Linked DNA regions of Homo sapiens: region 1 is linked to region 2. A link is a contact called in ENCODE Hi-C or POLR2A ChIA-PET data. All regions are on one chromosome and are shown on one strand. The core of a region is the stretch at or near the end of the contact, and the rest is flanking DNA. Distances in the headings are between cores, read along the strand shown.

Region 1 (2,881 bases), core at 160-2,659, 1.2 Mb after region 2:
TTGGAACCCATACAACGGCATTTTCCCCGCAAGGATGCTGAGGGAGAGGAAGTGTCGATGTGCCCAGTGGAAGAAGAGGGGACTGGGGACATGGGTGCAGGGGGCAGGAGGCCAGGCTTCAAACAGCCCCTCTCCCCCAGGCTGGGGCACGGTCAGGTGCCAAGAGAGGAGGGGTGGGGAGGCTGCAGGCAGGGGTGGGCAGTGGTGTCCTTGGCTGCACCTGAATCACTAACTCAGTGTGAGCGACCTTTGCTGTGACAGGCCCAAGCTCCACTCCTTCCTCACAGGGAGTGTCCCGTCTCCATGGACTCCCTGTCACTAGCCTTGGAGTTGCCCTGAGCCCAAGGGGCCTCGTGGCTCCAGGCTCTTTGGCAACTGAGAGCCGTCAGGGAGGGAACAAAGGACCCCGCCTCCCTGCTCTGAAGCAAGAACCTGATTCTCTTTTCCGCCCTTGGGGCCCCAGGACCCTTCTCTTGGCCACCAGGGCTGGCTTCCTCCAAGCCTCATCTACTTGGGAGGGGTGGGGCGGGATGGGTGAGACAGGACAACCAGCCGGGAACACGGGAGCCTCGCAGACCATCGCCTCCCTCTGGGGCCTAGTCCCTCCACAGGCTGGGCCGGGAAGGTCTGGTGTGGGACCTCTTGGGAACCTGGGCCCCACGGTGGCGTGCATCCCTGGGGGTTGCTCCCATGCCAGCCAGGTGACGCTGACAGGATGGGTCCCTTTACCCCAGACTTGGGTGCTGAGGGCCGGAGCTCCATGCTGGAGCCCGCCTGCTCGCTACAGCCAGGCCCGAGCCACAGCGCGCCCGGGCGGGACGCGGGGCCCCTGCCGTGGGGCAGAAGTGCGGGCAGTTGCGGGGACACAAAGTCCTCGGAGAGGACGCGCTGCGCGGCTCTTCGCGGCCGCCAGGGGGCGCGCCCGCGCCCAGGGCACTCGGGGTTCCACGGGGGGCAGGTGCGCTCCTCGAGAGTGCGGACCCTCTAGGTGGGGTGCAGGACGCAGCTCCCCTTTTGCAAACCGCACTCCTTCCCTGGAGGGAACGACCACCCCTGCAGTTGCTGGAACCCCGAAGTCCTGGGCCCGGCAAGGGCTTGGTGGGGGGTGAGGTCGCGGTGCACAAGCCCTGGTCCCCGACGGGCTAGCGAGAAACTGCCTCCGTTGGCAAATTCGTGGGGGCGGCTCCCCAGGCCATCTGCCTGCCTGGCCGTTGGTCCGTGCGGCCCCTCACCCCTAAAGTGCTCGAGACTCAACTGGGCTTCCCGGGCAGCGGCGAGGGGGCGGGGATGTGGCGGCCGGAGGTCACCGGGGCGTCACTGCGCCCGCCCTGGCCCTCCCCCGGCCCGCCCCCTGCCCCGCCCCCTGCCCCGGCCCGGCTCCATTTAATGGCGCGGACGCCGGCGGCGGCGGGCTCCTGGCCGGGCCAGCGCAGCGGAAGAGCCAAGCCAGCATGTCGGGGACCCGAGCCTCCAACGACCGGCCCCCCGGCGCAGGCGGCGTCAAGCGGGGGCGGCTGCAGCAGGAGGCGGCGGCGACCGGCTCCCGCGTGACGGTGGTGCTGGGCGCGCAGTGGGGGGACGAGGGCAAAGGCAAGGTGGTGGACCTGCTGGCCACGGACGCCGACATCATCAGCCGCTGCCAGGTGCGGGCTGGGGCGCCGGGTCCCTCCCCCACCGCCCAGCGAGCCCCCCTCCCCCGACCCAGACGGCCCCTGTCCTCCCATGCCCTGGCCGGTCACTCACCCGCTTGGATGCCTTCCTTCCGGGAGCACCTTTCCCAGGGCCACCCCACCCACGCACGCACACGCACCACTCACACAACCCCCGACCCACACACACCGCCCTCCTTCCACCCACCCCTACTCCACCACCCCGGCAGCGGGCCAGGGCACAGCTATAAATACAAGTCGCTGAGTTGGGGACACCCGATCCTTAGGGGGTGGCGCATGCCATGGGTGTGACGCTGGACCCTCCATGGGGGAACCAGAGGACCCAGCCCCAGGATGGTTTGAGGACCCCCAAGACACCCCCCTTCCTCATTTACAGTGATCACCTGGGGCCTGTCTGGGTCTGGGATAGGGCTTACCTGGCTCCCCGCAAGGTCTGCAGGTGGTGGAGGGGGTAAAAGCTGCCTGCTGGGTGGGGGTGACCCCGGTGAGTCAGCCAAGGAGAGGCAGAGGTGGAAGGGGGCCAGGCCGTCCTGGGGGGCAATTGGGGCCGCGCCTGAGGGAGGGTGCTTGGGACGATCCTAGCCAGACATGGGAGAGGGAGGGCCACAGACTTCTGGCCAGGGTGACCCCGTGGCTGGCAGTGCCACCGAGGAGGCCAGACCTGCTTTGTCCCCCAGGGCCCAGGGCTGGGCCTCTGCCAGCCGGCAGCTGCTCTCAGCGCCCCCATCTGTTCTGACTGAGCTGCACACTGGGCACTCTCTCGGGCCGCCACCCTGGGGCTACATGCCCCATGCCAGGGCAGCCAAGTCTGCTGCCCATGGGCTGACTTACAGCTCCAGGCACAAAGGGGTCAACTTTGGGATGCACGCGTCTGGGGTTTGGAGCCTGCCTGGGGCTGCTGCCAATAATGGAACAAGGGCCCCCGCACCGTCCCTTCTCCGGGTTCTGTGGCCTCCTTCCTGAGCTCCAGAGAGGAGGGCTGGGGCCCAAGACGAAGGGAGTCAGCCCAGCACCCTGTGTGGCTCAGGGCTGTCCGAGCCCCTCCTGCCGGAAGGGACTGTGGCTTCCTAGAAAGTTCTTCCTGGAACAGTGGGGGACCTCCCCCCTTGCTCTCCGTCCTAAGCAGCAGGCAAGCACATCCCTCGCTCCAGAGATCCCCCAGGTCCTAGAGGTGGTCCTCAGCCCATGCTCCCTCCACACTGCCTCTGCCC
Region 2 (2,700 bases), core at 168-2,667:
GATGCCCTTTCCGGGGAGATGAAACCAGGATGCAAGAGGAAGGGGCACACACGCCCAGGAGCCCCAGGCTGCCAAGAGCACCCTGGGCCTGCTGTGGCCATCTGCAGGCAATGCCCAGACCAGACCACAGCTCAAGAAGGCAGCTGGGCGCCTCGCTGCCCCACGCCTGCACCCTGACATCCCCAGCACGTTTTTTAATTTTTTTTTTCCATTTTTTATTTTTTGCGTGTGATAGTCTTGCTCTGTCGCCCGGGCTGGAGTGCAGTGGCACGATCTCGGCTCACTGCAACCTCTGCCTCCTGAGTTCAAGCAATTCTCATGCTTCAGCCTCCCGAGCAGCTGGGACTACAGGCGCCCGCCACCACGCCCAGCTAATTTTTGTACCCCAGCACCTTTAATAAGCAGCTATCGGCGAGGCCCAGTGGGTTCTGCTGCCCATGCTTCTGTGACCCCGCCCCCATGGCTCACCCCTCCTCCTGCCAGCCAGGCCAGAACCCTGGGTGCCCGCATCCCCTGGTGCCGTCCTCACTGCCCCCAAATCCTTTCCCACCCCCCTCCCCCAACCCCACTGCTGCCCCCAGGGGCACTCAGCAAAGCCTCCAAACCTCCCTTGGCTTGTGGGGCCCAGGAAGCCCTGGCAGTCCTGGCGCTGTCCCCTACCCGCTGCCTGAAGTTCTTCCAGGGCCTCCAGTGTGCCCGGCCCTGGCTCTGGGCTCTGCTTTTGAAAAGTCTTCATTTTCCTTTACATCCCCACGTGCAGAGAAATGCCGGCTGCGCCCGAGGAGCAGAGTTGGAGGGGCCCCCGGGAGAATCTGAACATCCCAGTTTCCTGATCTCTTTCTGGGTCTCACTTTCATCTCTGGCCATCAGCAAGGGCATGCCCCTCCACCCGAAGGCCCTGCCTCTGTGCCAGGCTCCAGGTAAAGGGTACACCCAGCGGGGCCCTGACTCCCCCAACATGGGTGATCCTGGTGGCACACGCACAGAGCTCATGTACACCCAGCCACGCCTGAGGGTGCCGGTTCCTGCTGACCCCCCGTGCCCCACAAGACAGGTGCCCACAGAGCTTTGCAGCATGTTCCCCGACTCAGGAGGCAAAACCGTCCCCCTGGGCTCTGCTCCTGCTGCCCCCGGGGCCCACGCCACCTGCAGAGTGCACCCACAGGTGTCAGCGTGTTGAGCCAGGTGCTGCTCTAGGTACTGGGGATACAAGCAGGAACGGAACAAGTTTGGCGTCTTCAGGGTCTCAGGTGGCGGGGCCCCTGGCATCGTGCTAAGCCCTCTGAGGACGATGAGGCAGGGTGGGGCAGAGCGCAGGCACTGTGGTTGGAGACTGACTGCAGCTGACATCTGGCACGTGGTGCCCGCTGGGGTCCACGTGGCCCACTGGGCTCTCTGGCTTCTCTGAAGCCAGGCGTGGCTGCTGGTGGTCAGAGGATGGCTTGGTCATGCCAGAGCTGGGACACAGCACAGAAGCCAGTCCTTCCTGTGGGAATGGCCATCAGGTGGCCTGGCCATGAGGCTGTTTCTGCCCGTGACCCAGCACCAGACAGCGGCCGTTCCACTCTCACCCTCTCTGGGTGACTGGTACACCCAGAGACAGCAGAAGGGAGAGGGACCTCAAGGAACCCGGCTGGCCCTCCGCATCCATTTCTGTCCCTGTGAGCAGAGCCCTGGTGCCTCTCTAGGCCCAGCCTGCCCAACCTGGGAAGGGCTGGCCTGGGACCCAGAGGCGGGAAGATGGCTCTGTCCTGGCTCCCAGCCACACTGAGCCTCGGGCACCATGCCCTTCTGTCAGCCTGCAGATGCTTGCTGGGCACCCTCCCTGCCCCAGGCCTGGCAGGAAAATGAGGTGACAGAGGCGGCCCTGGGGAGCTCCTTCTGCTCACCTGGCCACCCCTCACCTAGGCCAGAGCCAGATCCCGGCCCCGCCTGACCTTGCCCCGCAGCGGCCTCTGCAGGCGCAGGGCCTCCGAGCTGCCAGGACACGGCTTCTGGTCTTCTTCCTCCCTCCTGGTCCACGCAGCAGTCCTGGGTGCCCCACCCCACACGGCTATGGCCCTCTGTGGGTCTGCCCTTCCCAGCCCTCACCAGTCTGTGAAAGCACTGGGGATGCGGCGAGTTCACGTGCCCGTGGGGAAGGGGCCAGGAAAGACACCAAAGTGGTAAACCGCAGGAACATGAAGCTGTGAGGGCTGGTGACGCCGGGCGGGAAGCCAGGTGGGGAGGCAGGCTGGTGCGTGGCCTGACCCCACCTCGCAGCCGGGAAACTGAGGCACACAGAGATGTCTTGCACATGTCAGGGCCCCAGGTAGGTGGTGGCAGGAGTCTGGGACCTTGGGTGGGCCTCACCAGTCACACAGCCTTGGCTGACCTGTCTGTCCTCCCATCCAGCCAGAGGGACACAAAGACCTCTTTGTCTCTCCACCCTTCCGCCCAGAGCCTCCCCAGCCAGTGCAGCTCTGAGCGTGTCCCCCAGGGAGGGAGACAGCCCCTGGTGGGGACTGGCAGTCCTGGCAGCTGCCCTGAGGCACAGGCCCTGGGGGACTCGGTGCTTTGAGGGCAGGGGCAGGTGATGGAGATCGGCTGGGGAAAGGGAGGCCGAGAAGGCGGCAGTGTGGAGCGTGTGAATTTGTTCATGAACTTAGCTACAAAAATGTCTTTTCCAGTGTCACAGCTCTTCTAGAATTTGACTAGCAG

Evidence for each region. Hi-C counts contacts between places; a loop is a spot of excess contacts on that map. ChIA-PET counts read pairs that join two places held with the same protein, here RNA polymerase II (POLR2A).
Region 1: a loop to region 2 is called in a map of gastrocnemius medialis, with 3 times the contacts of the local background. The contact joins the promoter of ADSS1 here to the enhancer-like site in region 2. A Hi-C loop is called at or near these places in 1 of 168 maps with a recorded cell type or tissue (gastrocnemius medialis). POLR2A ChIA-PET finds 5 or more read pairs at or near these places in 1 of 52 experiments (activated CD8-positive, alpha-beta T cell).

What each region holds. Positions count from the first base shown.
Region 1 is chr14:104,722,820-104,725,700 of GRCh38, forward strand. It overlaps ADSS1 (adenylosuccinate synthase 1), which reads left to right and starts at 1,410. Exons shown (of 13, transcript NM_152328.5): 1 at 1,410-1,643. The coding sequence starts at 1,452. RefSeq lists a silencer at 1,217-1,626 and an enhancer at 2,457-2,881.
Region 2 is chr14:103,547,679-103,550,378 of GRCh38, forward strand. It overlaps LOC124903392 (a long non-coding RNA gene), which reads right to left. Exons shown (of 2, transcript XR_007064357.1): 2 at 1-2,700. It also overlaps the pseudogene RNU7-160P. Among named protein-coding and RNA genes, the nearest start is that of BAG5, 14 kb to the right of the region's middle. Within about 2 kb of position 1,418, at least 10 of the 41 ENCODE cell types and tissues checked have a DNase peak (open chromatin) inside an H3K27ac peak, as active enhancers do.